Regions from separate parts of the Homo sapiens genome. Here region 1 is linked to region 2. The links are chromatin loops, found by intact Hi-C in ENCODE. Cell type or tissue: Calu3. All regions are shown on one strand. Links, peaks and the distances in the headings refer to the core of each region. The heading gives the core; the rest is flanking DNA.

What was found. A loop is a pair of places that touch in the nucleus more often than their neighbours do. Peaks named below come from ENCODE experiments on the same cell type or tissue, not always from the same donor. Only the 100,000 strongest peaks of a DNase experiment are listed, where the experiment ranks them.
Region 1: it touches region 2 in a loop (3-fold over the local background); 2 of 110 quality-filtered maps call a loop at or near these places.

What each region holds. Positions count from the first base shown.
Region 1 is chr18:63,066,747-63,083,125 of GRCh38, forward strand. No RefSeq gene overlaps it. Among named protein-coding and RNA genes, the nearest start is that of BCL2, 240 kb to the right of the region's middle. RefSeq lists an enhancer at 6,983-7,032. In Calu3, for the core only: no CTCF peak of the experiment used is centred there; DNase peaks (open chromatin) are centred at 6,945 and 8,545.
Region 2 is chr18:62,629,777-62,646,155 of GRCh38, forward strand. No RefSeq gene overlaps it. Among named protein-coding and RNA genes, the nearest start is that of PHLPP1, 78 kb to the right of the region's middle. In Calu3, for the core only: a CTCF peak has its summit at 8,795 (motif pointing right); DNase peaks (open chromatin) are centred at 5,355 and 8,815.

The DNA of each region.
Region 1 (16,379 bases), core at 4,259-12,258, 440 kb after region 2:
TGAGCCACCGCACCCGGCCTTGAAGGGAATATTTAGGTTTGATCCTTAAGGACATCAGCTGTTAGCTTAATGGACTAGAAAGCAGAGGTGCCCTCTTCCTTCTGACCCTTCCCCACCCCAGCAATTTTTCAATCTCCTGGCAAAAGATTCTTCTGCAACCACAAGGAAGGAAAAATTTAAGGAAAATCTTAGACTGATTTTCCTATCAGCATGGAGGTATGAGAGCTTAAAGTTAGAGTGAATTTTAATTCAAGAAAATGAAACCAATGTGTCATTCATGTTGTTTGTGGGGCTTCCATATTGTTTATGTATGGTGCCTGAAAATATTGCTCCTTGTACTATGTACTAAGTACTATAATTTAATACATATAGGCTTTATTCTCTAAAAAATCAAGGGTTCTCTATCAGTCCCTTTAAAGACAAGACTGAAGTTGAGGAGTCTTGAGGACCCACTCTCCAGGTGAATGTGTTGCTTAAAAATAAAAGGTTAGTAACTCTAGAAATAGACCCATCCATATATAGCCCGTTGATGTCTTACCAAGATGCCAAGGCAGCCCAACAGGGAAAGGAAAGTCTTTTTAACAAATTTTGTTGAAAAAATTGGATATTCATATGGGAAAAAGTGATCTTCAACTTCCACATCATTCCATGCATAAAAATTAATTTGAGCTGAATTATAGATTTAAATGTAAGATCCAGAACCATAAGCTTCTGGAAAAAATATAGGCCTTTATCTTCATGATCCTGTGGTGGACAATGATTTCTTGAACAGAATCCCAAAACTGTTAACCATCAAGTAAAAAATAGATAACTTAGACTTTATTAAAATTAAGGTTTTCTGCTTATCAAAAGATACTGGTAAGAAAATCAACAGATAAGCCTGGACAGATTGGGAAAAACATTTGCGGCATATATATTTGACAGAAGACTTTACTCCAGAATACATAGGACTTTTACAAATCAACAATAAAGAGATGAACAGTCCCATTTTAAAATGGGCAAAAGCTGAGGCAGGAGGATTTGCTTGAGTCCAGGAGTTTGACACCAGCTTGGACAATATGTTGAGATCCTGTCTCTACAAAGTAAAAATTAAAAAATTAGCCAGGCATGGTGGCGTGTGCCTGTTGTCCCAGATACCTGGGAGGCAAAGGTGGGAGGATAGCTTCACCCCAGGAGTTTGAGGCTGCAGTGAGCTATGATTGCACCACAGCACTTCAGCCTGGGTGACAGAGTGAGACTCTGTCTCAAATAAAAAATAAAACAATTTTTAAAACTTTAAAAAATGAGCAAAAGACTTGAACAGATGCTTCTTAAAAGAAGATATATTAATGACAATAAGACATGAAAAGGTGCTCAGCATCTCTTACCATCAATCATCATGCAAGTCGAAACCACAGTGAGTCACCACGTCATACCTACTAGAAGAACTTAAAGCAAGGAGCACAACAGGACAAAACAACCCTCCCCCTACCAAACTGACAACACCAAATTTTGGGAAGAATCCAGAGCAACTGGAATTCTCATTTATTGCTGGTGGGAATGTGAAATGATACAACAGTTTTGGGGGACTACTGTAGTTGACAGTTTTATATAAAGTTAAACATATGTTTAATCTTATGATGCAGATATTCCATTCCTATGTGATATGGTTTGGCTGTGTCCCCACCCAAATCTCACCTTGGATTGTAATTCCCATAATCCCCACGTGTCGGGGGAGGGACCTGGTGGGAGGTAATTTAATCATGGAGGCTGTTACCCTAATGCTGTTCTCGTGATAGTGAATGAGTTCTCACGAGATCGATGGTTTTATAAGGGGCTTCCCCCCTTTTGCTTGGCACTTCTCCTTGCTGCCATCATGTGAAGAAGAACGTGTTTGCTTCCCCTTCTCCCATGATTGTAAGTTTCCTGAGACCTCTCTAGCCATGCTGAACTGTGAGTCAATTAAACCTCTTTCCTTTATAAATTACCCAGTCTCAGGTATGTCTTTATTAGCAGCATGAAAACAAACTAATACACTACATATTTACCCAAGATAACTGAAAACACATGTACACATAAGGATTTGTACATGACCACAACAACAGCTCTTTTCATAATAGACAAAATTGGAGATAACCCTAATGTTTATCAATAGGAGATTAGGTAAATTGTGACACATTCATACAATGGAATTCTGCTCAGTAATAATAAAAAAAACTACTGATTCATGCAACAATGTGGATGAACATTATGCTGAACTCAAAAGGCCAGAACCAAAAGAATGCAAATTATATGATTCCTTTTATATGAAATGCAAAAATAGGCAAAACTTCACCGTGGTGATGTAAATCAGAGAGATTGCTCTGCGGGGTGAGAGTGGGATCACCTGAGAGGGAGCAGAAGGAAATTTCCCAGAATGATGGAAATGTTCTATGTTTTGATTGAAGTGGTGGTTACATGGCATATAATTGTCAAAACTCATTAGACTAAACACTTAAGATCTGTGCATTTTACTGTTTTTATTCTACCTGTATAAAAATAAAACGTTGGCAAATGAGAATATTCAGCCTTGAGGATTATTAATATGGATTTGACTTCTATCAATGGTGTCCTGGGAGGCAGAGATGAATGCATAATTCACGAAGGCAAAATGCAGGAAGGACAAGAAGTCACATTTCCTTCTGTCTAAAACCCCTCCACATGTGGCGTGTGCTGTGTGTGGACTTGCTGGTGGAACATAGAGGTTATATGTGTTGTTCTTTGAATTCTCATTGCATTGGGATGGGAGGAAGAATGAAATCAGTCATTCAAATATATGTCTCTTCATATATTCAGCTGACTGAATATGTCATTCGGATGGCATATATTCCTCTGTGCCATGTCTCCCTTTCAATGGAGCTTACACCTGTAGGTGTGGGTCTTCTCCACACCTGTCTCTGTCCTCCATGTCCGTCAGGATTGCAGAAGGGAAGAGAAGGCAGCCACATCAGCTTCCTTCTTCATCCGACTTAGGATCCCCACTGGCAGCCCAGTGCTCACTCCACACTTGGTAAATACCCTATACTTGTATGTTCCTAAGTTCCTCCAGATGAAAGAAAGTGGCCTCTTCTTCTAGGACTGTTTGGGGAGCAGCACTGTGTGAAGCTCTGTGGGGCCTCTCCCAGGTATAAGAGCTCACAGTCATTTATGTCTTCTTGCCCTCCTCCCTATCTTCAGACAACTCCTGCCCACCTACACAAGGTTGAGTCCCAGGTAGCGTGGACTGAAGAGCAGTAAGCGAGGCCCCTCCTGGTCCTTTCTCAGAAACCTTGAAGTCTACTTGAAGGCACAAAGGGCAAGGTAACACAAAGAGCAAGGTAACATGAAGAGCAAGGTAACAAGAGCACAACACTCCCTTTGGTGAGCGTAGCATACATGGGGTAGACATCACTGGGTGGCTGATGCTCTGACCTGGGTCTTCAAGGAGAAAAGGACAATGAGGATTGCATATGGGGCAGAAAAATCAGTCTGGCTGGAGAGGGAAACTCCTATGTGGGACCAAAGGCAGAGAGAGAGAGACAGAGAGACAGAGGCAGAGAGAGAGAGAGAGAGAGAGATTGAAAGAGAGAGAATGTACAAAATAACACAGGGTAAGCAAGGCACTGAATGAGTGACAGACATTTGGACAGAGGCGGTGTGGTGTGCTAGGAAAATTAATCAGACATTGGTATAAGACTAAGAAGGATGACTATACCACTGTAAGTCTTCACATAGGACCTTGCAAAAATGTTTAACTTAGCCAGAACTCCAGTGTCTCTGAAGGTCAAGTATGAGTGTTAACAAAAAATGATTTTTAAAAGTTGTTATAGACATGGTTTCTTTGTTCAGATAATTTCACTCATCTGAACTGCTGGCTGATAGGTATTTCTTATTAAAATATGATAGCTTTATTGTTACTCTTACTCAACTAACATTGTTTTTCATCTTTTAAAGACAGCAGTACCTTTTTTTGCAAAGCATCTCGCTGTTTTTTGAGTGTTTCCATGAATGTGAGTTCGTGGGAGCCTTACAACATCTCTCTTTAGAGAGGACAGTCTGAGGTTCACAGAGATAAGGTGGGCAGCCCAGTGAGGCCGCACTGTGAGTGAAGGCCAGGGCGGAGATTCAGAGGCAGGTCTTCTGCTTTCCAAACTGTCTGAGATTAGGACCTCAGTGTTTCTGGATCTTGTACCTGGGTCGTGGTTTTCTGTTTTCCTTTGATACAGACTTGATCATTTCTCCATACTCAATTGTGTTTGACAGCCAACAACCAGGGTGCCAGGGCCCTGTTGTAAACCTGTAGGAGCTCTATTTTGATAAGACTAGCCATAATTTATTGCTGCTTTAACCTCTCTGTTGCTTAGGCAACCAATATCCTGAATTAAGACTTGGGTTATTTTAGTTAAGTTTAAGAATTTATTACCTTCCAACCACTCAGCCCACCACTTTGCTCATGCTCCATGCCTGTGAGTCACACTGACCCCCGAAGAGTTGCCCCAAACTCTAAGACCTGTGCTCGGGGGCACGTGAAGAGCCAGGACACATGCCTTGTGACTCAAACTGACAGCGTCTGCTCATGTCCTTGCTAAGTGCACCAAAGGGAATGGGCCGAGGAATGCTCCATGTTGATTTTTCAGCTGCTTGCCTTTTATTGCTGGATTACTATCTACTGCAGAATAGGCCAGCTTATTTCACAATAATGAGGCTGGCACTGGGTTAATTCTATAACATAGAAAGATTGCCAGTGCCAAGGTGTCAGTCTGTTCCGGCTGTTATAACAAAATAGACTGGGTGGCTTATAAACAATAGAAATTTATTTCTCATGGTTCTGGAGGCTGGCAGGTTCAAGATCCAGGCAGACTGGGTGTCTAGTGAGAACCCACTTTCTGGTTCATAGATGGCACTTTCTTGCTGTGTCCTCCTGTGGTTGAAGGAGCAAGGCAGCTCTCTAGGGTGTCTTTTATAAGGGCACTAATTCCATCTGACATAATCACCTGCAAAAGGCCCCACTTCCTATTGCCTTAGGGGTTAGAATTTCAACATATAAATCTTGTGGGTTTAGTGAGGAAAATAAACACACAATCTAACCTTTCCTGGACTGCTTGCAGGAGCATCAAGTCCTCTTGCTCTTCCATCTTGTTTAAATGTCCCTTCTTTCCCAACACCACTCTGCCACTCCGTCCTGAGCTCCCAGCACCGTTTGGCTGGATGACTGTGCTCATTTCTGGCCTTCCTGCCTCCACCTCATCCCGGCACATCATTCACCAAAGCAATATTTCTTTGCAGTCTGCTCTGCCCGGCATTCTGGGGATACTGAATAGCTCACAGTCCTGTAGAAGAGAAAGATGAGTAAGCAGTAATTGCAATGCATTTATTAGACCGTAACCTCCTAGGACAGGTCATGTTGGTCTTGCTCTCTGCACCTAGTATTTGTTGAATAGGGAAATGAATAAACAAATGAACAATTTCTGCAGGTTATAACTAAACACATATTCAAAGAGCTATGAAAATCCACAGAAGACAGAAACTGACTGAGTTGGCAGAGGAAAGGGATGTGCTTAATTAGGCTGCAGTCTCTTTGAGAGACTACAATTTATTTATTTCCTGTATACATAGACCAGGCATTCATAAATATGGTCACTTTTTAATAGAAATATTTTATATTTTGGGAACATCTTCCTATACATTTTATTTACTCACAGGACAAAAGTAATGTTCTCCTTTAAATAGAAGCTTTTTGGGGACCTGTAATTGTTAATTTGTAAACCTTTACTTACTTGCTAGAAAGTATGGGACAGGGTCAGAAAGAAACTGGAAAGTGCCGCCTGTAATCCCAGCACTTTGGGAGACCAAGGCAGGCGGATCACTTGAGGTTAGAGGTTCGAGACGAGCCTGGCCAACTGGTGAAACCCCATCTCTTCTAAAAATACAAAAAAAAATTAGCCAGGCGTGGTGGCGGGCACCTGTAATCCCAGTTACTTCGGAAGCTGAGCCAGGAGAATCGCTTGAACCCAGGAGGCGGAGGTTGCAGTGAGCCGAGATAGCGCCATTGCACTCCAGCCTGGGCAACAAGAGTGAAACTCCATCACAAAAACAAACAAACAAACAAAAAAAGAAATTGGAGAGTGCCAAGTATAACTATCAGTTGTGGTTCAATCAGAATGCAAATAAGTATCTTTGGGTAAGTAAAAGGAAAACGATACTTTGATTTACCCAACACTTCGATTTCAAAAATACATTGACTCATTAACAAACAATTTTAGAGAGGCTTAAATACTAGTGAATATGTTATTTTAAGTCAGTAATATATATATATATATATATATATATATATTTTTTTTTTTTTTTTTTTTTTTTTTTTTTTTTGAGACGGAGTCTCGCTCTGTTGCCCAGGCCGGACTGCGGACTGCAATGGCGCAATCTCGGCTCACTGCAAGCTCCGCTTCCTGGGTTCACGCCATTCTCCTGCCTCAGCCTCCCGAGTAGCTGGGACTACAGGCGCCCGCCACCGCACCCGGCTAATTTTTTGTATTTTTAGTAGAGACGGGGTTTCACCTTGTTAGCCAGGATGGTCTCGATCTCCTGACCTCGTGATCCACCCGCCTCGGCCTCCCAAAGTGCTGGGATTACAGGCGTGAGCCACCGCGCCCGGCCGTCAGTAATATATTAAGAGATGTCATGAGTCTATAAATGTAGCAATTGCACATGGCTGGCATAGAAATCTCAACTTCAATATGTGATGTTCAAAGTCCAATTTAAAGGGATTTTAATAATTAGCCATAACTAATAACTAAGGTAAGGTTTGTTGTATCTTGAATCTTAAATGGTTGCCATGTGTCTGTTTATTAAAAATAGAGTTTCCTTTTTTTCTTTCTTCATTCACCTTAAGTAAAAGTCTATTATAGCAAAAATGCAACAGTGGCATCCTGTGGCTTGGCCTGTGAATGACAGGTGCGTGTCACAGTTGTGATCTTGGAGGCTTGGTGTCATGGCTACACAGAGGTACAGGATCATTGTGAAGAACATGGCATGTTAGAAGGAAAAGCTCCATTACTTTATTTAAGACGTAAAATTATTATAAATGACTCATTATGATCTTTTATCTTTATTTCATGGGAGTAAATTGCATGCATAATTAAAAATTGAGTTGAGAATAAAGCCACAGAAATGTACTTGTTTTTTCAAAAGCTTATTTTTCCGGACTCTATGATGAAGTTTCCCTCTGTCATTTTTACACATAGAATATACCATTATTTCCTCTCATGTAATTCTTCTGTAAGTGTAGGAAATGGAGTGAAAGAATCCATATTAAACCATTAATAACTGTAAATACTTTATCTCTCCACCCCCCCAGAAATAAATACAACTAAATCTCGGAAGCCTTTTGATTGTGATGCTTGGCTGCTGAGCCCTCTACGCTGGAAAGGCAGCACTATCATATTTAGCAGTGCGTGCTTCCAGCTTCAAACTTTAAAAAATAGTTTAAAAACATCTTCAGGGGCCGGGCGCGGTGGCTCACACCTGTAATCCCAGCACTTTGGGAGGCCGAGGTGGGCGGATCACGAGGTCAGGAGATCGAGACCATCCTGGCTAACATGGTGAAACCCCGTCTCTACTAAAAATACAAAAAATTAGCCGGGCGTGGTGGCGGGCGCCTGTAGTCCCAGCTACTCGGGAGGCTGAGGCAGGAGAATGGCGTGAACCCGGGAGGCGGAGCTTGCAGTGAGCGGAGATCGCGCCACTGCATTCCAGCCTGGGCGACAGAGCGAGACTCCGTCTCAAAAAAAAAAAAAAAAAAAAAAAAAAAAAAAAAAACTTCATAAACAACATACAGTTATACTTTTTCTTATTTAAAATGTTTACATAAGTAGAATTATGATATTCACATTCCATGAAGTTTTGCACTGAAGATGTGGTTGAGGTCTCACGTACGCTTATCTTGTGTGAAGGAATGTATGGAATATGAATGCCATAATTTTACTTATGTAAATTGTAAAAATAAGAACAAATATATATAATAAAGACCTTTGGATTTCTGCTTCTGAGGACTTCCTGTTCTCCTTCCCTCCACTTTCCTATGGGCGTGCTTCTGTTCTTTATTTATCCGAGTTTTCTCCATTAAAGATAAATTCTCTGATAAGATAAATACAGTATATATCTTTATTAATTCCTTTGTTATAGATCCTGCAAATACCTTCTCGAGGCCTGTTTTTTCCTCTCTAACGTTGATGGGGTATGTTTTGTTATAAAGATGTTTTCTGTTCTGCAGGGTTGCGTGTCAGTTACAGTTGTCATTTGTAAGCAGTAGAATCCGGTCTGACCAGTTTAAGCAGAAAAGAACTTAGGAGAGACAGAAGGGAGTTCACACAACGTTTGGGACAGATGGGAAAAGAGGCCTGAGACAATGAAAGGGACACTCCCAGAACCAACTGACCCTTTCCGGAATCTGCTGCCCACCCCGGGACCACACCGCCTTTGCCCAGAATGCGCCACTGAAATGACAGCGGCTCCCGGAGACGCGCAGCCAGCCAGCTCCCTCCCGCGGCCCGAGGCCCCCGTGTCTGATTGGCAGGCCTGGTCACGTGCCCGCATTTTGGCTGGGAAAGAGTCAGGGAAGGCACCGATTCAGATTCTCCCTTGGGGAAACAACTAAAATGCACGCAAGGTGGCCTAAAAAGCTTGGCAGATTCACTTTGGGCCATAAAGATATTCTTCAAACTTAAAAATAAAAAAATAAAAATAAAAGAAACTAAACTAAAAAATATCTTCATGAACAACATACAGTTATGCTTTGTCTTATTTAAAAATTTTCCATACATAGAATTATGATATTCACATTCGATGAAATTTTGCATTCAAGATGTGGTTGAGGTCTCACGTCTCAGTAGTGTTTAGTTGCGATTTTTCGTGCTGAGGTCTTTAATTCTTCTGGAATTAATTTTTGTATAATTAGTGTAGGAGTCTTTTATATGAAAAGCCAATGCTTCCATCATCAATGATGGCACAAGCTCATCTTTCCCTGCTGATCTCTAGTGCCACCGCTATCATATTCCACATCCCACGTAGCCCCTACATGTGAATCCTGCATGAACATGGATTTGCACCAGGCTCTCTATTCTGTCCGCTGCCTCTTCCTCTGCTCAGACAACTATATTTTAATTTCTGTGACTGTCTAGAATGTTTCAGAATCCGCAGGCCAACTGCTCCTGCCCACCCATTGTTCTTATTTTTCGAAATTATCTTGGCAATGATAATTCACTTTTCCATATGAATTTTAGAATCACGTTACAAATGAACAGAAAAGTTCTGCTGAGATTTTATTTGGAATTTACTTAAATTTATAGATAATTTGGGCAGAATTGACATGTTTATGCTTTTGAGACCTCTTACCCATTATTCAGATCTTCTTTTATATCCTTTAATAAAACTATAATTTTTTCCCATAAAGCTCTTAAAAATGGTACGTAATGTATATTCTTTAGGTCCTTTATAGTTTTGCTGCTATTGTGAGCTGGCTTTTTTTTTTTCCAATTTTTTCCCATTTGTTATTGTTCACATTCAAAAGTTATTGAATTTTGCATGTTGATCTTGTAATCAGTAGCCTTGCTGAATCCTTTTTTAGTTCTAAAAGATTTTCTGTTGATATCTATGCATTTTCTTTGTTCTTTCTTTCTTATTTTATTTTATTTATTTATTTTTTTGAGACAGAGTTTTGCTCTTGTTGCTCAGGCTGGAGTGCAATGGTTCGATCTTGGCTCACTGCAACCTCTGCCTCCCAGTTCAAGTGATTCTCCTGCCTCAGCCTCCTGAGTAGCTGGGGTTACAGACACGTGCCACCACACCTGGCTAATTTTTTTGTATTTTTAGTAGAGATGGGGTTTCACCATGTTGGTCAGGCTGGTCTCAAACTCCCGACCTCAGGTGATCCACCTGCCTCGCCCTCTCAAAATGCTGGGATTACAGTCATAAGTCTCCGTGCGCCACCCATCTATGCATTTTCTATGCCTAAAAATAATAAATTTTCACTTCCTTTCCAAACCTTATGCATTTTATTTATTTGTTGCTTACTGCATTCGCTAGTATTTTCTGTGTAAAGTTGACTGGGGTGGTGATGGCTGCCCTGCTTGCCTTTTCTTGGTTTTAATAGGGATAATCCAGAAAGATGTGATATGATTGCTTTAGGTTTTTGATAAAAACCCTTCATCAAATTAAGGAAGTTCTCTTCCATTTCTAGCTTCCTAAGAGTTTTTCTTTTAGATAAGAGAAGGTGTTGAATTTATAGAATAAAATGTGTCATTTTATTTCTTTTTGATCTATAAATGTTGTAAAGTTCTCCTGATGGATATTTCTGACATTCTTACCTTCCTGGGAAACATCAAAATTAGTTGTGATCGTTAAAAAAAAAATACTCTGGTTGGATTCCATTTGCTAATATTTATTCAGGAATTTTAATCTACATTATAAGTGAGATAACCTATAGTTTCTGTCTCTTGTACTGTCCTTGTTTCATTTTGGTGTTAATTCTACACTATCTAAACTCAGTGGCCTACTGTCCTTTTCTGTTGTCTGGGAAGCTTATATAAGATAGCAATGACCTTTTCCTTAAAGGTTTGATGAAATTCACTGCTGAAATCAGCTAAGACTAGTGTCTTTTTGGGGAGGTGGCTTGAGGGCAGGTATATTTGATTGTCAAATCAATTTCTTTAATGCTAATTGTTTTATTCAGTTTTTCTATTTTAAAATTCAGCCAATTTCAGAATAGACATAAAATTGTGCCACAGATTCCCTTATGATTTTGTTTCTGCTGCATATGTGGTTACATTATATTTTCTATTCCTAATGTTTATTTGTTCATTTTTCTTTATTTATCAGCCTTAATGGGGATTTATTTTATTAGCATTATTTTTCTTTTCTAAGACTCATTCTGTCATTTCTATTTTACTTTTGTTTCCTTTTCTTATTTTTTTGTTTTTATCTTTAATATTTCTTTCCATCACATTTTTTTTGCCTAAACTCGTTGTTCTTTTTCTATCTTCTTGAATTGACATGAGTTCATTTATTTCATCTTTCTTATGGTTCTAAAAATATTTGTAGTGCTATAAATATTTCCCTTAACTATTGCTGTACCCTAAGTCTTGGTATTTTTCTGTGCTTTCATTAATAATCAGTTTTAAAATACTGTATTATTTTTAACAGCTTCATTGAGATATATTTCACACCCTATACAACTCATCCATTTAAAGTGTATAACTCAATGGCTTCTAATATATTCACAGAGTTGTTGATATGGTTTGGCTGTCCCTACTCATATCTCATCTTGAATTGTAGCTCCCATAATTCTCACGTATTGTGGGAGGGACCCAGTAGGAGATAACTGAATCATAGGGGCAGTTTTCCCCATACTGTTCTTGTGGTAGTGAATAAGTTTCATGAGATCAGATGGTTTATAACCATCTTTTCGCTTGGCTTTCATTCTGTTTGCCTGCCACCATGTAAGATATGGCTTTGCTCCTCCTTACCTTCCGCCATGATTGTGAGGTCCCCCCAGCTATGTTGAATTTTGAGTCAATTAAACCTCTTTTTTTAAATAAGTTACCCCATCTCAGGTATGTCTTTATCAGCAGTGTGAAAACGGACTAATACAGTTGTACAACCTATCATCACAATCAACTTTACTTACTCAGTTATCAGTTGATGCATACTTGGGTAGTTTCCAGTTTGGGCTATTATAAATAATGCTGCTATGAACATTTGTGTGCAAGTTTTTGTGGACATGTGATTCATTTGGCGTGAGTATATATGAGGAGTAGAATTGCTAGGTCATTTGGTAACTTTATGTTTAAGCTTTTGAGGAACTGAAGACTGTTTCCGAATGACTGTACCATGTCAGTGTAAGAGGGTTCTAATTTTTCAACATCCTCACCAATGCTTGCTATATTTGTCTTTTTTACTATAATCATCTTAGTGGCTGTGAAATGATATTTCGTTGTGGTTTGATTTGCATTTCCCTGATGGATATTTAAGGGTACTCCGTGATACTGGGTTGATCATTCTATTTCCAGGTGACTTCACTTCTAGGTATTTTTTCATTTATGTTTCCTAAAAAATTAATTTTTAAAGAGAAAAATCATCATAGGATACTCAAATTTCCATTTTAAATTTAAGATCACAGGGTTTTATTCTTTGGTTTGTATTTGGATCTCTTTTTCTCTCACATTGAAAATCTGGTTTCTAATGACATTAGCATAATTACATATTTGTTTCATTCTACAAAATACATATAATAGTTTCACAAGAACAAAACCAATATTTAAAAATTTTGTTCTATTCTTTTTGTCCTTATTGTATGCCAAACTGGATGTACAATTAGATTACTGCAATGCACCAAATTGGTGGTTCTTAACAGGAAACAGCTGCAATCCTAAGAATCTTTGAGAAGCGTCCATCAGCTGTCTAAGCATGCAGCAATGAAGCAGGTGGTTCTCAAGTATTCACTGGGCATATCAGGTCTGCCCCAACACCTGGTTACATCCTTATTTGGAGACTGATAGCCTCAACTCTTCCCCTACCAATCAGATTTCATGGGACTGCAAACTTTAACACAGAGTAATACAGAGAAGGGGATGCTGGGAAATGCAGTTTCAGGCTTCTACCTTACACAATTCAGAGAAGACTGTAGGAGGAAGTGGTGATGATGCCAAGCTGATACAGACACAGACACATCCATTCAGTGCATCAATCTTTATGTCTTCTCTTGTCTTACTAGCCTCCAGGAAAATGTTGAATGGAAGTACTGAGAGTGAACATCTTTGTCCCGTTCTTGATTTTATAGGGCATGCTTCCAACAATTCTTCTGTAAGGATGTTTTTTGTACATACTTTCTCAGGTTAAGGAAGTTTATTCACTTCTAATCCTAGTTTACTATGTTGTTTTTTTTTTTTAAATCATGAGTTAGTGTTGAATTTATCAAATGCTTTATCTGTAACTATTGAAACAATCATATGATCTTCTTTCTTAATCTTTTAAAGTGGTAAATATCATTTGATTATCTTTTCATCCTGAACCATCCTTGCATTCTAGGGATAAATCCTAAATGATTTTTTAAAAATAGATCTCTGGATTTCGTTTGCTAATATTATGTTAAGACTTTGATAATGTCTGTGATTGAGATTGGCTTGTGATTTTCCTTTCTTATCTTCCCCTTGTTTGGTTTTGGCATCCAGGTTTTACTAGTTTTATGGAATTCTTACTACAGCCACAGGCCCTGCATGAGACAGGCCATCACTACTTCTCTAATCGCATTTCCTACCACCCTCCCTGTTACACACTCTACTCAGTCTTACAGGTTCCATGCTGTTTCTCAGACAAATGAGTGCACATCCCCGCCTGACCACCCTCTCTTAAAGCTCTGTCTCCTCAATCTCTTTCATTGTTCTGCTTAGCTCTTATCATTACCTGATATATGATCAACTTACTGTGTTCTGTCTCCCTCCCTCTTCCAGAAGGCAGTGTCTATGAGGGCAAGGACTTTGCCTGTTTTGTTCCCTGTCATTCCCTCAGCACAGTGAACCATATTTATCAAATAATAAATATTTGTTCATCAGTGAATAAATGAATATATTTATCCATGTTTGAAGAAAAGAGGAAGGTTTCTGTACGTGATCCACTCAGAAGTCAGATTTTTCATTTGAAAAAATTGTAACTTCTATTTATACTAGAAAAGGGAGGAAATTCTTACACATAAGCAGCATGCAGAGAAATACTGCTGAAGATATCAGTCTGCTCTGCTGCAGCTGGTAGCAGGAATAAGACTGATTGGCCAACTGTCCATTCTATTCCAAACTTTCCTTGTCTTTTTCCAGCATCTCAGTTGGTTGAAATTCTTTGCTTGAGAAAGAGACCTACGTTTTCAGTCCTGAGGAGTTTGAGTCCTTGGTGATGCTGCCCATGTGGGGTTGATGTGTAGTGCTTTGTTAACCTTGACCATGAAGCAGGCAGTACAGACATCCTAAGGGGTACCCCTGGGCATCCATGAATACTGCTCCGGCTCCCACTGTGTAGCTCTCCCAGCGCCCTTGATAGTGCCAGTCTCTCCAGAAATCACTGGGGCCTCCCTTCTTGCTTATCCCCTCCATGACCTGAGGACATTGAAATGCCAGGCAGCAGTTTCAATGTCTACTCAATGAAACTGGTAATGGGTTCACAGCTGTGGGGATTGTTATTTAACTTCCTATGTGTGTGTTATGGTGTTGGGGAAAAACAGGCATGCAGAGTATAGCTATAGCTCTTTCTATCATCAAATGGCCCTCTAGCAATTCCACTCCTAGGTATATATCCAAAGGAATTGAAAACAGCCAGGAGCGTGTAGCCTGTGCTTGTAGTCCCAGTTGTGCAGAAGACTGGGGCAGGAGGATCACTTAAGCCAGGAGTTTGAGGCTGAGTAGGCAATGATGATTGCTCCTGTGAATAGCCCCTGCACTCCAGCCTGGGCAACATAGCAAGATCCCATTTCTTAAAAAAAAAAAAAGAATTGAAAACTGGTGACCAAACAAATCCATGTACCCACATGTTTATAGCTGCACTATTCACAATAGCCAAAAGGCAGAAACAGCCCAGATGTCCATCAATAGATGAATGGATAAACAAATTGTGGCATAGACATATAACAGAATATTATTAAGCTATAAAAAGGAATGAAGTACTGATTCATGTTACAATACGGATAAACCTCAAAAACATAATGCTAAGTGAAGGAAGCCATGCACAAAGGTCACATACTATAGGATTCCATTTATTTATTTATTTATTTATTTATTTTAAGACAGAGTCTTGCTCTGTCACCCAGGCTGGTGTGCAGTGGCACGATCTCGGCTCAGTGCAACCTCCACCTCCCAGGTTCAAGCGATTCTCCTTCCTCAGCCTCCTGAGTAGCTGTGATTACAGGGGTGTGCCACCATGCCTGGCTAATTTTTGTATTTTTAGTGGAGATGGGGTTTCACCATGTTGGCCAGGCTGGTCTCAAACTCCTGACCTCAGGTCATCTGCCCACCTCAGCCTCCCAAAGTGCTGGGATTACAGGCATGAGCCACCACGCCTGGCTGGGATTCCATTTATATGATATGTCCAGAAGAGGTGAATCCATGGAGACAGAGAGCAGGTTAGTAGTTGCCAGGGGCTGGGGAGAGGAAAGATTGAGGAACAACTGCTTGATAGGTACGGGGCTATTTTTTAAGGTGATGGAAATGATTTGCAAATAGGCAGAGGCGGTGGTTGCACAATATTGTGAACATATAAAATGTCACGGAATTGTTCACTTTAGAATAGTTAGTTTTATGTTTATTGTTGTTGTTGTTGTTGTTGTTTTTTGAGACAGAGTTTTGTTCTTATTGTCCAGGCTGGAGTGCAATGGCACAATCTCAGCTCACTACAACCTCCACCTCCCTGGTTCAAGTGATTCTCCTGCCTCAGCCTGCCAACTAGCTAGGATTACAAACATGTGCCACCATAACCAGCTAATTTTGTATTTTTAATAGAGGCAGCATTTTACCATGTTGGTCAGGCTGGTCTCAAACTCCTGACCTCAAGTGATCCACACGCCTCAGCCTCCCAAAGTGCTGGGATTACAGATGTGAGCCACCGTGCCCAACAATTTTATGTTAAGTGAATTTCACTTCAATAAAAACAGATGAAACCCTCTACGTTCTTACATGCAGAGATAGTCATTGCACATTTAAGAGACAGATTGAATGAGCATTTGTCTTTGATGGCATATGTGCTATAGAAACTCCTTTGAGAGAGCTGTGTTTTTAGTGAGAAATTAACACATAAACAAAATCATTTTTACTTATAAGCCTGGAGCCCCGTGAGACATCATTTATGTAGTGAGTGTTTTAAAGCTGAAGTAGCAGCCTACATTTTTGATGGTTACAATTGGTCCCTTTGAAGAGATGATGCCCTGTGGATGGAAGCAGCACAGCACAGTCCTTGCCCTCACCCCCACCTGCCAGGACAGCACGGGTGCCCTTTCCATGACAAGACCCTTTTCAGGATCATGATACAGACCAATTAGGTAGAGGCAAACCCAGATGCGTCTCAATTTGTCAGAAGCCTTGCTCTGTTTCCCCTACGTGGGTGGGGTCTGATAAAATCCCATATAGGGTTTGGCGGGGGTAGGGGGGCATTCTTCTTAGTATTTACATCCCAAAAGGAGTTTTAAGGGACATTTAATTTTCATGTTTCTGGTTCATTTCCCTTTAACTCATCAAAATGAGATTACGAAAGATTGCTTTGATCTTTAACAGGACTTGTTCACAGGAGACATGAAACCATTACCTTCTAAAAGGAAAGCTGTGCGTTGCCAAGAGTTTGGGGAGTTAACAGCA
Region 2 (16,379 bases), core at 3,816-11,815:
AAAAAAAAAAAAAAAAAAAGATAGTTCTAGATTTCTTATTAGTAGTTTTATAGTCTTAAAACTATTTGGCATTTCTTTTTTCTTTATATTGTGATTTTTAATTCATTGAAATCATTTAAATCTTTATAAACAGTAAATATTAATATATGTGTTATGTATCAATATAATTATACATTATCATATATTGTTAAAATAAATTTCAGCCAGGCACAGTGGGTCATGCCTGTAATCCCAGCACTTTGGGAGGCCAAGGCGGGTGGATCACCTGAGGTCAGGAGTTTGAGAGCAGCCTGGCCAACATGGTGAAACCTGGCTCAACTAAAAATATAAAAATTAGCCGGATGTGGTGGCAGGCACCTGTAATCTCAGCTACTTAGGAGGCTGAGGAAAGAGAATCGCTTAAACCTGGGAGATGGAGGTTGCAGTGAGCCGAGGTCATGCCACTGCACTCCAGCTTGGGTGACAGAGCAAGACTCTGTCTCTAAATAAATAAAATAAATTTAAATTTTGAATTTTATTTAAATCTATTTGTTTTTCTGCAGAGTGATTCTGTTTCTTCTTTTTGGTGATGGGGTGGTGGTTTTTTTTTTTTTTTTTTTTGAAACACAGTTTCACTCTGTCACCCAGGAGTGCAGTGGCACGATCTTGGCTCACTGCAACCTCCACCTCCCAGGTTCAAGCCATTCTCCTGCCTCAGCCTCCCGAGTAGCTGGGATTACAGGCACCCGCCACCATGCCCAGCTAATTTTTGTGTTTTTGGTAGACATGGGGTTTTGCCATGTTGACCAAGCTGGTCTCAAACTCCTGACCTCAAGTGATCTACCTGCCTCGGCCTCCCAAAGTGCTGGGATTACAGGCATGAGCCACCGCGTCTGGCCACATGATTCTGTTTCTAAACTTCCTGTTCTGCCCATCAGGGCATAACCTTGCCATATGTTTATGCTTTGTAATGCGGGTTACTGTCTAATAGAGCTAGTCCTTTGCTTTTGTTTCTCAGAATTCCCTTGACTATTTGTGGACTTTTCTTTATACATTTTAGAATTAATTTTTCCAATTTACGGATTATCATGAGATTTTGATTAAAATGGCATTGACTTAGACATTAATTTAGGGAGCATTAACATCTACTTGGTGCTAAGTTTGCCCATCCATTAGACATGATATGTATATATCTGTTTACTTAGTTGTTCTTTTATACCCTTTATTAGAATTTTTCTCCCGTAACTTTGTGTGGTTTTATTGTTGTCAGGTTAATTCATAGATACTTTCTAGTTCTGGGGATTTGACAGTATCAAGTAGTGTTGTTCCTCCACCCTTGCATCTCACCAGACTTCAAACGGTGTAGGTGTGGCCTAATGGAATTCTTACAATATCGTAATAAAACTCTGAATCTGAGTAAAAAGCATGTTATCCAGGGTTTATATTAATATTTGAGATGACATCATTTATCATGCCTTCTAAAATGCACCAAATGATTCACTTCAAAATGAAATCAGCCTGCTGAAGTATTCACCCAAGAGATTTTAATAGATTTTTCTTTCCCAGTAACGCAGGAGGTCAGTTCTCAGTAAAACACACAAAGGCATAAGGTCATGAGCTATTCTCTCTGAAATCTCCTTCATTTCAGCCGTTCCCAAGTGTTAGAATTAATTGCTCAACTGTAAGAACTGCGACCCAGAGAAGTTTCAAGAACCAGCCAGATGGGAGAGAGTTTTACAACACACATGGGCTTACACCCTAGCAACAAAAAGACCAAAGGAGGAAAAAACTCACATTTCCATTGTTAGCACTGTGCCTATAATTTTCCTTTGTTTTAGGGGACAAAAACTGAGACAGATGATGGGTTAAACTTAATATACCTGAATTTTCATAGTGTTGGGTGCTAGGGGTTGTCAATATTTGCTCAGAAAAAGATGGTAACTGCTTGTCATTTTTGCAGAGAAGAAAGAATATAATGAACCTTTTGAGAAACACGTTTCGACAGTTTGAGAAGGCTTTGTCTTTTGGACACAGCAGCATGTTTAGCAGAATGATTACCTGGTCTAGAGAGCAAATACTATATGCATTATTTTCTTGTTGTTGTTTAAGACTTTTTTTCACGCCTGGCGTGGTGGCTCACACCTGTAAGCCCAGCACTTTGGGAAGCCGAGGCAGACAGATTGCTTGAACTCAGGAGTTCAAGATCAGCTTGGGCAACATGGGGTCTTGCTATGTTGCCCAGGCTGGTCTTGAAAAAATAAAAAATTAGCTGGACATGTTGGTGTGAGCCTGTAGTCCCAGCTCCTCAGGAGGCTGAGGTGGCAGGATTGCTTGAGCCTAGGAGGTTGAGGCTACAGTGAGCTGTGATTGTGCCAGTCCACTTCAGCCTGGGTGACAGAGCAAGACCCTGTCTCAAAAAAGAAAAATAAAAAAAGGACTTTTCCTTATTTTTACATTTTTTTGTTTTCACTGCATTTTTACTGCATTTTTAATCCCCCTTTTTTGCATTCATTTTAAATATCTGGATCCACTGCAAGTACTTCCGTCGATGAGAAGGCATGACATAGTAGATTCTCAGTTGCTCAGTTCAAAGCACCAACATGCCACTTAGTCAAAGAACCTTAGGCAAGCCACACTCTGACACAGAAGGGGTTCAGATCAGCAGTCCCCAACCCTTTTGGCACCAGGGACTGGTTTTGTGGAAGATAATTTTTCCACGGACGTGTTGGTTGGGGTTGATGGATTCCAGATGAAACTGATCCACCTCAGATCATCAGGCATTAGGTCCTCATAAGGAGCATGCAATCTAGATCCTTCGTATGCACAGTTCACAATAGGGTTCACGCTCCTATGAGAATCTAATGCCACTGCTGATCTGACAGGAGGCGGAGCTCAGGTGGTCGTGCTCACTCACCTACCACTCACTCCTGTGTGGCCCCATTTCTTACAAGCCGCAGACCAGTACTGGACTATGGCCTGCGGGTTGGGGACCCCTGGTTTAGATGAACCCAAATGTCCTCTCAATCACTAAGATTCTCCATAGCTTCTTGAACTCTTGAGCTTTGGAGATCATTCTCGAAGTTTCTATAAATAAAAGTGGAAATCAGCCCCCTCCTTAAAACCAGTGAGAGGCTTAGAGAGCACAGTAATCATGATGTTTCTGTAATCCTCCCAGAACCGAATCAGAAATGGCCAGGACACTGAGGCATTCACATGATAGCGAGGAGCAAAGTGCAGGCTTAATGTGTCCTTCCAAAGTCCACATTTCTTCTGCTAGCAATTTCTTAAATTGCCACAGAAATTGAAATGGATAAGAATTTTGGTTTGTCAACAAGATAAAAAACTCACAGATAAAGTGAGTTATCTGCTTTTTGTTCAGACCAAAAGGTGACTTTACCAGAAATTATGCTGGACATCTAGGGAATTAATCTGGATGAGTGAGCTCAGCCTGACATAAAGATGCTTCAATGCCCTTCTTAGCAATGATGCTGAAATAGCAACAGCTTTAGCTTGCTGAGGCAATAACAGCTGCCAGGGCAAAAAAGAGAAATGAGAAAATCAAAGCCATTCTGAGGTATGAGGCAGCAATTAAGAGAATCTCCCCTTGAAGGGCTTACTTAAGTAAGCAATCATTCAACCAATATCCATTTATTACCTACTAATCAAGACATCAGATCTGTATTCTCTGCCTTCCAGGAGCTTATGATTTAGGTAACAGCTACCACCTCTTCTCCAGACTAAAGAACCCCAGTGCCTGCGCCTCTTTCTGACATTGCACCTCACCCCGTAAAGCCACGAATTGCCCCAAGCCCATGTGTCTTTGCATTATTTGATGTTTGGTTTTTCTGTTTTATTATTATTATTTTTGTGGCAAAGTCTCACTCTGTCACCCAGGCTCCAGTGCAGTAGCGTAATCATGGCTCACTGCAGCCTCAACCTCCCAGGCTCAAGTGATCCTCCCACCGTAGCCTCCCGAGTACCTGTGACTACAGGTATACATCACCACGCCTGGCTAATTGTTGTGTTTTGTAGAGATGTGGTCTTGCCATGCTGCCCAGGCTGGCCTCGAACTCCTGAGCACAAGTGATCTATTCTCCTTGGCCTCCCAAAGTGTGGGAATTATAGGCATGAGCCACCGTGCCTGGCTATGTTTGATTTTTCGATCCCTTTGGATTCTCAGGTCCCCATCTTGGGAATCCACCCCTTTGTTGGCTTTAGCTGCCTGTGTCCTGGCGTATTTCTGGCGAATCATTTTTTATTCTTGGAATCCACTTCAATTGCTGTTGTGTTCGCCTTTCCAACTTCATCACACATTTAGCCCCTAGTCCTGCTGAATTCTGCAGCCCGAGGCCTTCTACGCTGCTGTGGCGCTCCGAGGCTTCCCTGCTGACATCCTAGTGGCCCCAGCAGAGCCCCATCTATTGGTTGAAGCTCCTCTTCAGCCTGTCCTCTCCTGGACGTGACTCTTCCTTGTACTCACAAATGTACCTTGACACAATAAATGTACCTGTTTTGAGTCCCTGCATCTCTCTGTCAGGTGATGCACCACTGGACATGCCCACTGTAGTGTCCAGAAGGTAGCTTGCTATTGTTTGAGCAGAGAAGACCAGAGAAAGAGCAATCTCTCCTTTGTTCTTGGAACCTGCTTCCTCAGGGCTCCAACTGAAGACTCAAACCGAGACCTTTCTTGAGTTAAAACTATAGAGATAATGTTATTAGAGATAAAAGGTTCCAGATGAAAGAGAAATTGGCTTCCTCCAGAAGTGAAGAGTTTTCTCTGGAAGATGAGGCAATGGTGACAAAGGAAATACTCATTCTTTGATGCCTAGTCAGCAAGAGGACGCATTTCCCAAAAGTCCACATCTGTGTGGGGGTTGGGTGCACGAAGCATAGCACTGAGTGATTATCAGGGGAGACACAGTAGTTCAAATTGCAGTTCAACTTCTTTAGCCCATCATCCACTTCCTCCTTAGCCCTGTTAGTGACACCATTAAATGACCAGTCACCAGATTTGGAAAACCTCCCTTCAGCCTAATAAAAATCCACTGAGTGTATCTGTAAACTATGTCACCCCTTTGACCCCCTCATTATCACTCATGTAGACCAATGCAGTAGCTTCTTAACCCTGAAATTCTTATCCCACCCTTGCCTTCCCCGGCTCCACTCTAACACAATGGCTTCCCTTTACCTTAAGAAAGGAAGTTCACACTTCTTAGTACAAGAGTCCGAGTTCCCCACTAATTGGCCATCCCCCTCCTTCATCAGCGTGTGCCCTGTGAAATATAGTGAGGAATGGCCAGATGTTATCCTTGATCTGATCTGATGTTGTAACTCTCATGTTAATTTATGTGCCTGGCACAACGAATGACTCATTGCTTAAACATGCCCTATATTTCTACCTGGGTCCTGAGCTCATGTTATTCCTGTGCCTGAACGGCCCTCCTGTCACCTCCTATCTCCTCTCAAGCTGACCTCAAACATTCAGCAAGTCAGAACAATTCTTCTTCTTGTGTTATAACAATGGCATTTAACATCTTTTGTCTTGTGTTGCATAGGGTTGCTTATGTGTCTGTCTCTTCTACTTGCTTATAAGCCTTTTGCATCCAGAGAAACGTAATACTCCTCCTTATGGTTGCCACAGTCATTGGTCATCATAGATACTCAAGGAATGTTTCTTGGAATGAATCTGCCCAAATATGAAACCTGAAAGCCTGGTTCCAAAGCTTGATATTTACACACACACCTACTTATACTATAGGCACAGCTATGTACATGAACATTTAGGCACACATGAACACCCACACCCGCATGCCTACACCTGTGCCCTTGCACACACTCATGTACACTTACACACTCACAAGCTCATATGCAAACTCATAACGCACACCACACTTGCACCATAGGCAAACCTATACACACATTCACACACACATACACATGCAAACTCAGATATATATGTATACATATATGTAGATTTGTTCATCCTCACATACATGCACACATATATGCCTGCTCATGCACACACACTTTATCATCTCTATGAAAGGTTATCTCTGCCAAGATGCTTGGGTGTGCAATGGTGAGGGACTCAAGACCACAGTCCCTAAGGGAGGTAAGGCATCAGGGTAGGTAGGATTTGGAAGTAACTTATTTCCCACAATGAATAGTTGTTTCAGGAGGAAGTGGCTCTGTTTATGTGACATCTGGCTCTCTCTCTACCTCTGCTCAGAGAAGATGGAGTGATTTAGCTGATAGGAACTTTAGAGAGAATAAACTGGTGTGGTTGGCTCAGCCTCTCTCTGGTTTCCTCCTTGACAGCTACCCTGCCATCAGAGGGCAGGAGTCAGGGGTGGGCTGGAGCGGGGCAGGTCCAGGGTGGGAGGCTGCCATAGTCCAGGCTGCTGTGAGGGGGGTTCAGTATTGGGAGGTTTATTTGCTCACAGATATAAGCTATCTTTTCAATGTCAGCATAAGAAAGTGGTATTATAGCCTCCACTTGTCATCTCTCTCACTTTGTTTCTTTCTTTCTTTTCTTTTTTTTTTTTTTTTTTTTGAGACGGAGTATCGCTCTGTCCCCCAGGCTGGAGTGCAGTGACACGATCTCAGCTCACTGCAACCTCTGCCTCCCAGGTTCAAGCAATTCTCTGCCTCAGCCTCCCTAGTAGCTGGGATTACAGGTGCCCGCCACCACATCTGGCTAATTTTCGTATTTTTATTAGAGATGGCGTTTCACCATCTTGGCCAGGCTGGTCTTGAACTCTTAACCTCATGATCCACCCACCTCGGCCTCCCAAAGTGCTGGAATTACAGGCATGAGCCACCACCCCCAGCCTCTTTCTTTTCTTTTTTGAGACAGGGTCTCACTCTATCACCCAGCCTGAATGCAGTGGCACGATCACAGCTCACTGAGGCCTTAACCTCCCAAGCTCAAGCAATCCTCCTGCCTCAGCCTCTTGAGTAGCTGGGACTACAGGCATGCACCACCACGCTTGGCTAACTTTTTATTTTTTGTTGAGATGGGCGTCTCGCTATATTACCCAGGCTGGTCTCAAACTCCTGGCTTCAAGCAACCCTCCCACCTCAGCCTCCCAAAGTGCTGGGATTACAGGCATGAGCCATTGTGCCCACACTTGCTTTTTTTCTCTTTTTTTTGAGACAGAGTCTCACCCTGTCACCCAGGCTGGAGTGCAATGGCAGAATCTCAGCTCACTGCCACCTCTGCCTCCTGGGTTCAAGCGATTTTCCTGCCTCAGCCTCCCCAGTAGCTGGGATTACAGGTGCACACCACCACGCCAGGCTAATTTTTTGTATCTTTAGTAGAGACGGGGTTCACCATCTTGGCCAGGCTGGGTCTCGAACTCCTGACCTTGTGATCCACCTGCCTCAGCCTCCCAAAGTGCTGGGATTACAGGCATGAGCCACCGCACCTGGCCACTTTGTTTCTTAATTGGTTCATAAATCAGGCAGTGAAGGGAATGTTGTCTGTTGGAATCCCTCAAAGACCCTAACAGAAGTGGAAAACCAAGGGCAGAACTTGAGTAAATTGCCACATCTGTACTCTGATCAGGCAGCTTCAAATTCACATAAAGGAAAGAGGCTAAGGAAACTCCCTCTCCGTGTCTGTGGGTAAGTGTATTTACTGCTTGTGATGTATAAGACAACGCTGTAGGTATTTGGCGGCCCCAAAGACATATATGCTTCTTGGCATTCCCAGGACTTGGAATCCCATTGAAGCAAAGGCCATATCCATATTTACCTTCGTGTGTTTACCACTGGTTGTGCTGGCAAGGTTCTTGCTCTGCTGGCTTCATCTGCCTAGGGAGTTGGTTTCAAACCCTGGGATATTCATTTTCCTCCCCTGGACATGACATCATCATGTTTGCAACACCTCAACAGGCATCTCATCCAACAAGAACTGTGTTTTCTTCATTGTAATGAAATACTTAGGAAGACATGAAACCAGCCCTGTGTTTCAGCAGAACACACAAATCTAGGGTGAAATGGTTCCTTTCTTTGTCCCACTGTTAAACTCCATGCTGTATTCAGTTCCATCTTTTTTAGCTGTGATTAGGGATGAGACAAACTTAGGGCCCATGAGGAAAGGTTAAAGCAAAGGAGATTATTGTAGGGAGAAAGCTGAAGAGCAGGTTCACTGTCGTGGAATCCAGTAGCAAGGGGTAGATATTTGGCAGTTAGTGACCAGCTAGTGTTCATCTCCACTAAGGAAAGGAGAGGAAGTAGCCTTAGGCTGTGGCAGAGGGGTTGAGTCTTGGAAAGGGAGACACAGGGACTCAGTGGAACTGCCTTTTCTTGAGAACTTGACAATTAGGGTCACTTTTAGTCTGCCTGGGACAGTTGGCGTTACTCTTCAAATAAGTTTCAGAAAGAAATAACAAACCCATGGCACCAAAAACATTTGACCAAACCCATTCTCATCAAAAGAGGGCTTTTTGTTTCTGTTTTGCCCTGGGGAATCCGGTCATTACTGCCCTCTTTCCAGGAACCACTCAAATATGAGTAATACTGTGAATCCTGTTCATATGAACGTTACAGTTATTTCTATCTCCAGTCAAGAGCAGTGCCCATCTTAGAAGCTGGCTAAGGTTTCAGAGCAGCTTTGGAAGCAATATTTATTTGTAGCACATGTATGTATCTATAAAATCCTACCTAAGTAAAACAAGTGTTTCTAGAATCATGTGCCATTTGGGGAATGGAAAACTCAAAATGTAAATTGTTATGCAGGTCCTGTGATGGATTCCCCAACAGACATGTCAGTTCGTGGACAACATCCCCCATAAGTCACCGTGGGTCCTGGGGCATCCTCCTTTCCCCACCAGGGGGCAGAAGCCCTGCTTCTCACACCAGCTCAGAGTTTCTAAAACTGTGACTCGTGCCACTACTGGTGTTTGAGGCAATTTTAGTGACATACATTTCATCTTTTTTTCCCTTCTTTTCTTATACGTTAAACGAAAATAACCAAAGAGTAGATATTCCAAAGAGAAGTGAGAAGAGGCTGAGAATAACATGAGCAGAGAAATATGACATGCATTTGCTGTTTGTAAACAAGAGGGAGAAGACTATTGAAAAAGTATGGTGAGAGGACCAAGTTAAGACAGAAGGTAAATCAGTTTGTTTGTTTGTTTGTTTGTTTATTTAGAGACAGAGTCTCACTCTGTCACCCAGGCTGGAGTGCAGTGGCACGATCTCAGCTCACTTCAACCTCCGCCTCCTGGGTTCAAGCGATTCTCCTGCCTCAGCCTCCCAAGTAGTTGGGACTACAGGTGCACACCACCAAGCCTGACTAATTTTTGTATTTTTAGTAAAGACAGGGTTTCACCATGTTGGCCAGGCTGATCTCGGACTCCTGACTTTAGGTGATCCACCCACCTCAGACTCCCAAAGTGCTGAGATTACAGGCATGAGCTACCACACCCGGCCCTATAAATAAGTTTAGACAGAAAATGTGGAATCTGTCAGAGGGGACCTTGGAAGCAGTAATAAATGTAATAAACAGCATGTTAGTAATAGAACATGGGCTTTGGAGAAAATGAGATAGAATGCTGAGGTTGAGTTGCTTAACTCTCTGGCCATGGATGCAATGATGACTGGTTTTTTTTTGTTGTTTTTTGTTTGTTTGTTTGTTTGTTTGTTTTTTAACTAATGGAAAATGGGGTACTGGTGATCTACAGATTGTGATGGTGTCACAATTAATTAAATTATCACTGGTGGTAGTTATGTTTCTGGCAATAACTGATAGGTTACTCTGTATCAAACTTGTTTCTGAAAACAACTAGAAAGCTGAGATAAATATAAAAACATTTTTTAGGACATTGGAGAGCTACCAAGGTACTGAGAATTTGCAATACCAAGATTAGAGTATTTTCTCCAACTGCAGTTAAAACTAAAAATAGGTAACAAAAAGTTAAGGAGAAAAATCTCCATATGTTGGGAAATTAATCAATATGCTTATAATACCCATAAGTCAAAGGAGAAATTACAATGGAAATTAGAAAATATTTTGAATTAAGCCACAATTAAATTTCTGCATTTCACAATTTGTGGGATTTATTTAAAGCCAAGCTTAGAAGAAAACTTATAGCTTTAAAATGCACATATTCGAAAAGAAAAAAAGTGAAAACCAATGGTCTAAGAATCTATGTTTATAGCACATACATGTTTATAGCAACAGAGTTTGCAATTGCAAAAATATAGAACCAGCCCAAATGCCCATCAATCAACAAGTGGATAAAGAATATGTGGTATATATATATATATATATATATATATATATATATATATATATATATATATATACACACACACACACACACACACCATGGAATACTACTCAGCCATAAAAAGGAACAAAATAATGGCGTTTTCAGCAACCTGGTTGGAATTGGAGACTATTATTCTAAGTGAAATAACTCAGGAATGGAAAACCAAACATCATATGTTCTCACTCATATGTGGGAACTAAGCTGTGAGGACGCAAAGACATAAGAGTAATACATTGGATTTTGGGGCCTCAGGGGAAAGGGTGGGGGGTGGTGAGGGATGAAAGACTACACATGGGGCACAGCGTTCACTGCTTGAATGATGAGTGCACCAAAATCTCAGAAATCACCACTAAAGAACTTATTCATGTAACCAAAGACCACCTGTTCCCCAAAAACCTATTGAAATAAAAAATTAAAAATTTAAAAAAGAATCTATCGAAATAATTTAGAAAATAATAAAAAAATCCAATCTAATTCTAAAAAGAAAAAAAAAAGCAGAAATTAGTAAAAAAGAAAATAAATCTACAATCAACCAACAATACCAAAAGTTGGCACCTTGAAGATCAATAAAAGACAAGACCAATTAACATAGAGAAGACACAAACAATACACGAAATTCAAAAGAAGGACATCACAATCAAACCTACATTTAAAAAAAAAAAGATATCATGGGAAACTTTATGCCCATAATTTGAAAATTGTAATGAACAAATTAAAAACCAAGACATGCAAAAACTAACAAAAGAACTAAAAAATTATAATAAAGCAATTAAAGCAATGAATTTAAAATGGTATGACAAAAAAACACAAAACGAGATGGCTTCACTGGTAAATTCTACCAACTTTTTTTTTTTTTTTTTTGAGACAGAGTCTCACTCTGTTACTCAGGCTGGAGTGCAGTGGTGCGATCCTGGCTCACTGCAACCCCTGCCTCCCAGATTCAAGCGATTCTCCTACCTCAGCCTCTGGAGTATCTGGGATTACAGGTGCCTGCCACCACCCCTGGCTATTTAAATTCTACCAACATTTAAAGAAACTCTTTTAAAGAATAAATAAAGAGGGAATACTTCTCAACATGTTTTATGAAGCCAGGAAAATCTTGATATCAAGGTGTTCAGTTTTATTGATCTTTTCAAAGAACCAACTTTTGGTCTTATTGATTTTCTCAATTATATTCTGTTTCCAATTTCATTGATTTTTGTTCTTTATAATTGTTTTATCATTTTGCGTGCTTTAGGATTTATTTACTCTTCTTTTCTAGTTTCTAAGATGGAAGCCTACATTAGCAACTTGAGACCTTTCTTTTCTAATGTAAGTATTTCACGGCATAAATTTCCCTCCAAGCACTGCTTTGGCTTCACTCCATAAATTTCGATAAATTGTGTTTTCATTTTCATTCAGTTAAAAATATTTTAAAAATTTTTTCTTGAGATTTCCTTGTAGACACTGGACTGCATTAAAATTAGAAACATTTTTGCATCAAAGGATACCATTAAAGGAGTAAAATGACAGACCACAAAGTAGGAGAAGGTATTTATAGCACAAATACATGACAAAGGGCTTAGACCCAGAATACATAAAGAACTCCTACAAATCAATAAGGAAAAGACCACCCATTAGGAAAATAGGCAAAAGACAAAAAAAAAAAAAAAAAAAAAAAAAAACCAGATACTTCACAATAGAGGGCATCCAAATGGTCAATAAATATATGAAAAGCTATTCAACTTCAGTAGTCATCAAAGATGTGCAAGTTTAAACCACAATGAGACACTTCTATATAATCGCAGTGGTTAAGTGTTGGAGATGATGCAGATCAACTGGAACTCATATGCTGTTGGTAGGAATGTAACTTCGCACCACTTTGGAAAACTGTTTTTGCAAGGATCTACCAGCGGAACATATGCATACCCTAACTCAGCAGTTCCATTCTTAGGTGTACATCCAAAGGAAATGCAGAATGTGTACATCCTAGGACATATAGATGAATGTCAAGAGCAAGTTTATTCATAAGGCTCTGTAGCGGGCTGAAGAATGGCCTCCCAAAGATAACCACAGCCTAATCCTTGGAAATTGTAAACATGTTACCTTACATGGCAAAAGGGACTTCGCAGATGTGATAAAGTTAAGGTGGGAAGATTATTCTGGATAATTCAGGTGGGCCCAATGTAATCACAAGGATGCTGTTAAGAGGGACACAAGATGGTCAATGTTAGAAGAAATAAGGATGGAAGCAGAGTTGAGAGAGGAGAAAAAAATGTTGTTGTAGAAAAAGCCAAGTCCTGGTCACAGGACCAGGAGAGATTAGGCTCGCGGACATATAAAAGGGTAAGGAGTGGAATTTATTGGGTGAAAAGGAAAAAAACTCAGCAAAGTGAGAAGGGTTCCTGTTAACAGACCCCCATCTCACAGAATGAATCCCAGGTTACCACACAGGAACAGGAGAGGCTAGGCTCCTCCCCGCTGCAAATGGCACAAACTTCCCAAGGCTGCACCTCATCCTCCCAGTGCGCAGGCCAGTGGGAGGTTCTCTGGGTACCTTCCCCCTTATTTTCCTCCTGCATCTATCAATACTATGTTCTTGGCTTTGAAGATGGAAAAAGGGACCATGAACCAAGGAATATATGTGGCCTCTAGAAGCTTCAAAAGGCAAGGAATTGGATTCCCTTCTAAAGCCTCCAAAAGTAAAATAGTCCTGCAGACCCATTTTGGACTTCTGACCTCTAGAACTATAAGATAACAAATGTGTGTTATTTTAAGCCACTAAATGTATGCTCCTTTGTTACAACAACACTAGGAAACCAATAGATGCTCCAAACTGGAAATAGCCCAAATATCATGTGAGTAGAAGGAATAAATAAATAGTGGTCTATTTCTATAATGGAAAACCATACAGCAATTGAAATGAACAACTATAGCTTCATGCAACAATATGATGAATTCTCATAAAATGAGCTTGAGCAAAAAAGCCACATGCAAAAGAGTACACACCGTATGATCCCATTTATATGAAATGTAAAGCAAGTGACCTGCCCCCATGGCCTATTTGGGCATCTGGCAGGCAGGAGATTCAGTTGTGGAGGTGAATTCAGTCCTCTGGAGGCCCCAGTGGTGACGGCTCCTTGACCTTTAGGAACCTGGCAGTGCTAAGCCATCTGAATAAGATCATCTGAACAAGCACTGTTTGGAAATTCTTGTTTATATTAGGTTCTTGGCTTCTTTGAACACGTCTGTATTCAGAGGCAGTCCTCCATAAAACTCCGTAAAACTCAGCAATAGGATAATAGAAGGAAAGGTATTCCCTTTGATTACCTTTCAGAGCTGAATAATGGCCCGGGAAAGCTCACTGTTCAGCTTTCTTTCTAAACTGCCCAGCAGGAACCAGGCCCAAGGGTGGGGTTAGCACTTCCTCACATAATACAGGCCCTTTCAAGAAAGAATTTAAGGGAGTTTGGGCTGTTTTACAAGACTTAAGTCCTGAGAACAATTTCATAGAAGGTTGTAACTGACGGCTGTGCAAATGAAAGGTTTTGGAACGGGTCCTCCCTTAGGGAAAGCAGGGACACTGCTCCCGACTAGGGATCAGGCACCAGGTACAGGCAAAACCACTGCTTGCCTGGATGGGTACATTCCACTGAGTCCCCACATCTGAAAGAAACAAGGTGATTAAGAATCTCTGTGTTCAGTCCCAAACTATTTTACAGAAAAGTAAGTTTGGGGCTGGCATGGTGGCTCACACCTGTAATCCCGCCATTTTGGGAGGCTGAGGCAGGTAAATCTCCTAGCTCAGGAGTTCGAGACCAGCCTGGGCAACATGGAGAAACCCAGTCTGTACCAAAAATATAACAAATTAGCTGGCCATGATGGTGGGTACCTGTAGTCCCAACTACTCAGGAGGCTGAGATGGAAGGATTGCTTGGGCCTCGGACGCAAAGGTTGAAGTGAGCCGAGATTGCACCACGGCACTGCAACCTGGGTGAAAAAGTGAGACCCCATCTCAAAAAAAACAAAATTGGAGAATGAAAGTCACTGGGTGATGTAGACTTTCTCACATCTTCCACATGTAAGAAGTGGCCAAGTCTAGTAAAATGCATGCTCACCTGATACAGGGTGTGGGTTCCCAACAATCAGCCTCACCCATTTAACGCAGATGCTCCCTGACTTAGCCATAGGGCTATATCCAGATAAACTCAGCCTTAGTCAAAAATATCGTAAGTTGAAAATGCATTTACTATCCCAACAAACCCATTGTAAAGTCAAAAAATCCTAACTCAAGCCATGGTAATGATAGAGACAGGAGGCAGAGAAATTCTAGGCAGAAAAGGGTGGGGTCCCTGGTGAGAGCCCCACCTTCAAACCTGGAACCATGGCCCAAAGTGAGAACTTTACATCCCCAATTTCCTGCTCCAATGTTGCCTCTTCCAAAACCACCCCTGGCCCGCCCCCCATCCTGTACCCATAAAAACCCCAGGCTCCACTGGCAGAGGGCAGAGAAGCAGGGAAGGAGAGAAGAGAAGAAGCTGATGAATGTTGGAGAGAAGCAGTTTGACTTCAGAGGGATGGCTTGACGGTGGAATTTCAAAGAGTCTAGCCACAAACACAAATGGCCAGACTTCAGGGGAAGATTACCTTCCCACTCCATCCTCTTTCCAGCTCCCCTTCCTGCTAAGAACCACTTCCACTGGCAATAAAATCCCCCATGTTTACTATCCTTCAATTCATTCGTATGACCTGATTTTTCCTGGACACCAGACAACAGCTTGGGGTACAGAAAGCTGTCACAGTGACCCTCTGCCCTCGTGAAAAGGCAGAGGGTCCACTGAGCTGTTAAACACTTAAGCCGTCTGTGGACAGCCAAGCTCAAAGCGCTGCCTGTAATACATGCCCTCTGGGGCTTCAAGGGTCATGGGTACCACCCCCTGCAAGATGCTGCCGTGGGGCCTGCATGGAGTTTTGCACCTGCCAGCGCCTGAAAGCATTAACTCCAGCTCCTGCACCCACTCACCTGTGTGCTCCTCTTCCCACGAGGGGTTGAAAGCTGCAGGCTGAGTAAATGAGGCATCCTTGTCACAAGGCCCATGAAAGGGTCAGGGAAAATTTCCATTTTCAGTTAAGTTGGGACCATCTGGACTGCTTTTTGGCAGCTGGGCTGCCAACATACTCTTCTCAGACAGTTCTCTCTGCTGCCTCTCTTCTCTCTTTCCCAGGCCTGATTTATTCTGGATGGTTCAAGTTCCATCTGAGTACAATGTTCTCTAGAGTGGTCTATGGGGAGGCGGAGGCAAAGAGGATCACTTGAGGCCAGGAGTTCAAGACCAGCCTGCGCAACAGTAGTGCCACTCCTTCTCTACAAAAAATAAACATAAATTAGCAGGATGTGGTAGTGAGCATCTGCAGTCCCAGCTACTCGGGAGGCTGAAGCAGGAGCATTACTTGAACCCACACTTCAAGGCTGCAGTGAGCTATGATTGCACCACTGTACTCCAACCTGGGTGACAAGATACAGAGACCCTGTCTCTAAAAAAAAAAAAAAATACATATATATATATATATATATATATATATATATATATAGAGAGAGAGAGAGAGAGAGAGAGAGAGAGAGAGGACCAGGAGCAGTGGTGCACAACTGTAATCCCAGCACTGTGGGAGGCTGAGGTGGGTGGATCACCTGAGGTCAGGAGTTCGAGACCAGCCTAACATGGTGAAACCCCGTCTCTACTAAATACAAAAAATTAGCTGGGCATGGTAGTGCATGCCTATAATCCCAGCTACTCAAGAGGCTGAGGGAGGAGAGGCACTTGAACCTGGGAGGCGAAGGTTGCAGTGAGCTGAGATCATGCCATTGCACTCCAGCATGGGCAATAAGAGCGAAACTCTGTATCAAAAAATAAAAATAGAGTGTCTAGATATTTCTCCTGGAGATTAATTCACTTTCTTCCCTATTTATATAGTCATCTCATAGAATGTCATGTTGTTCCATGTTGTTGCAGAAAGACTACAGATTTACCTGCTTTTCCAGATTTGTTGGTAGTGTTTTCTACAATGCTGATCCTAACCCAAATTGTGATGGGAGACAGAGTTTTCTCTGGAGTCCCCTCTCTACTCTTTATTGTAGTCTCC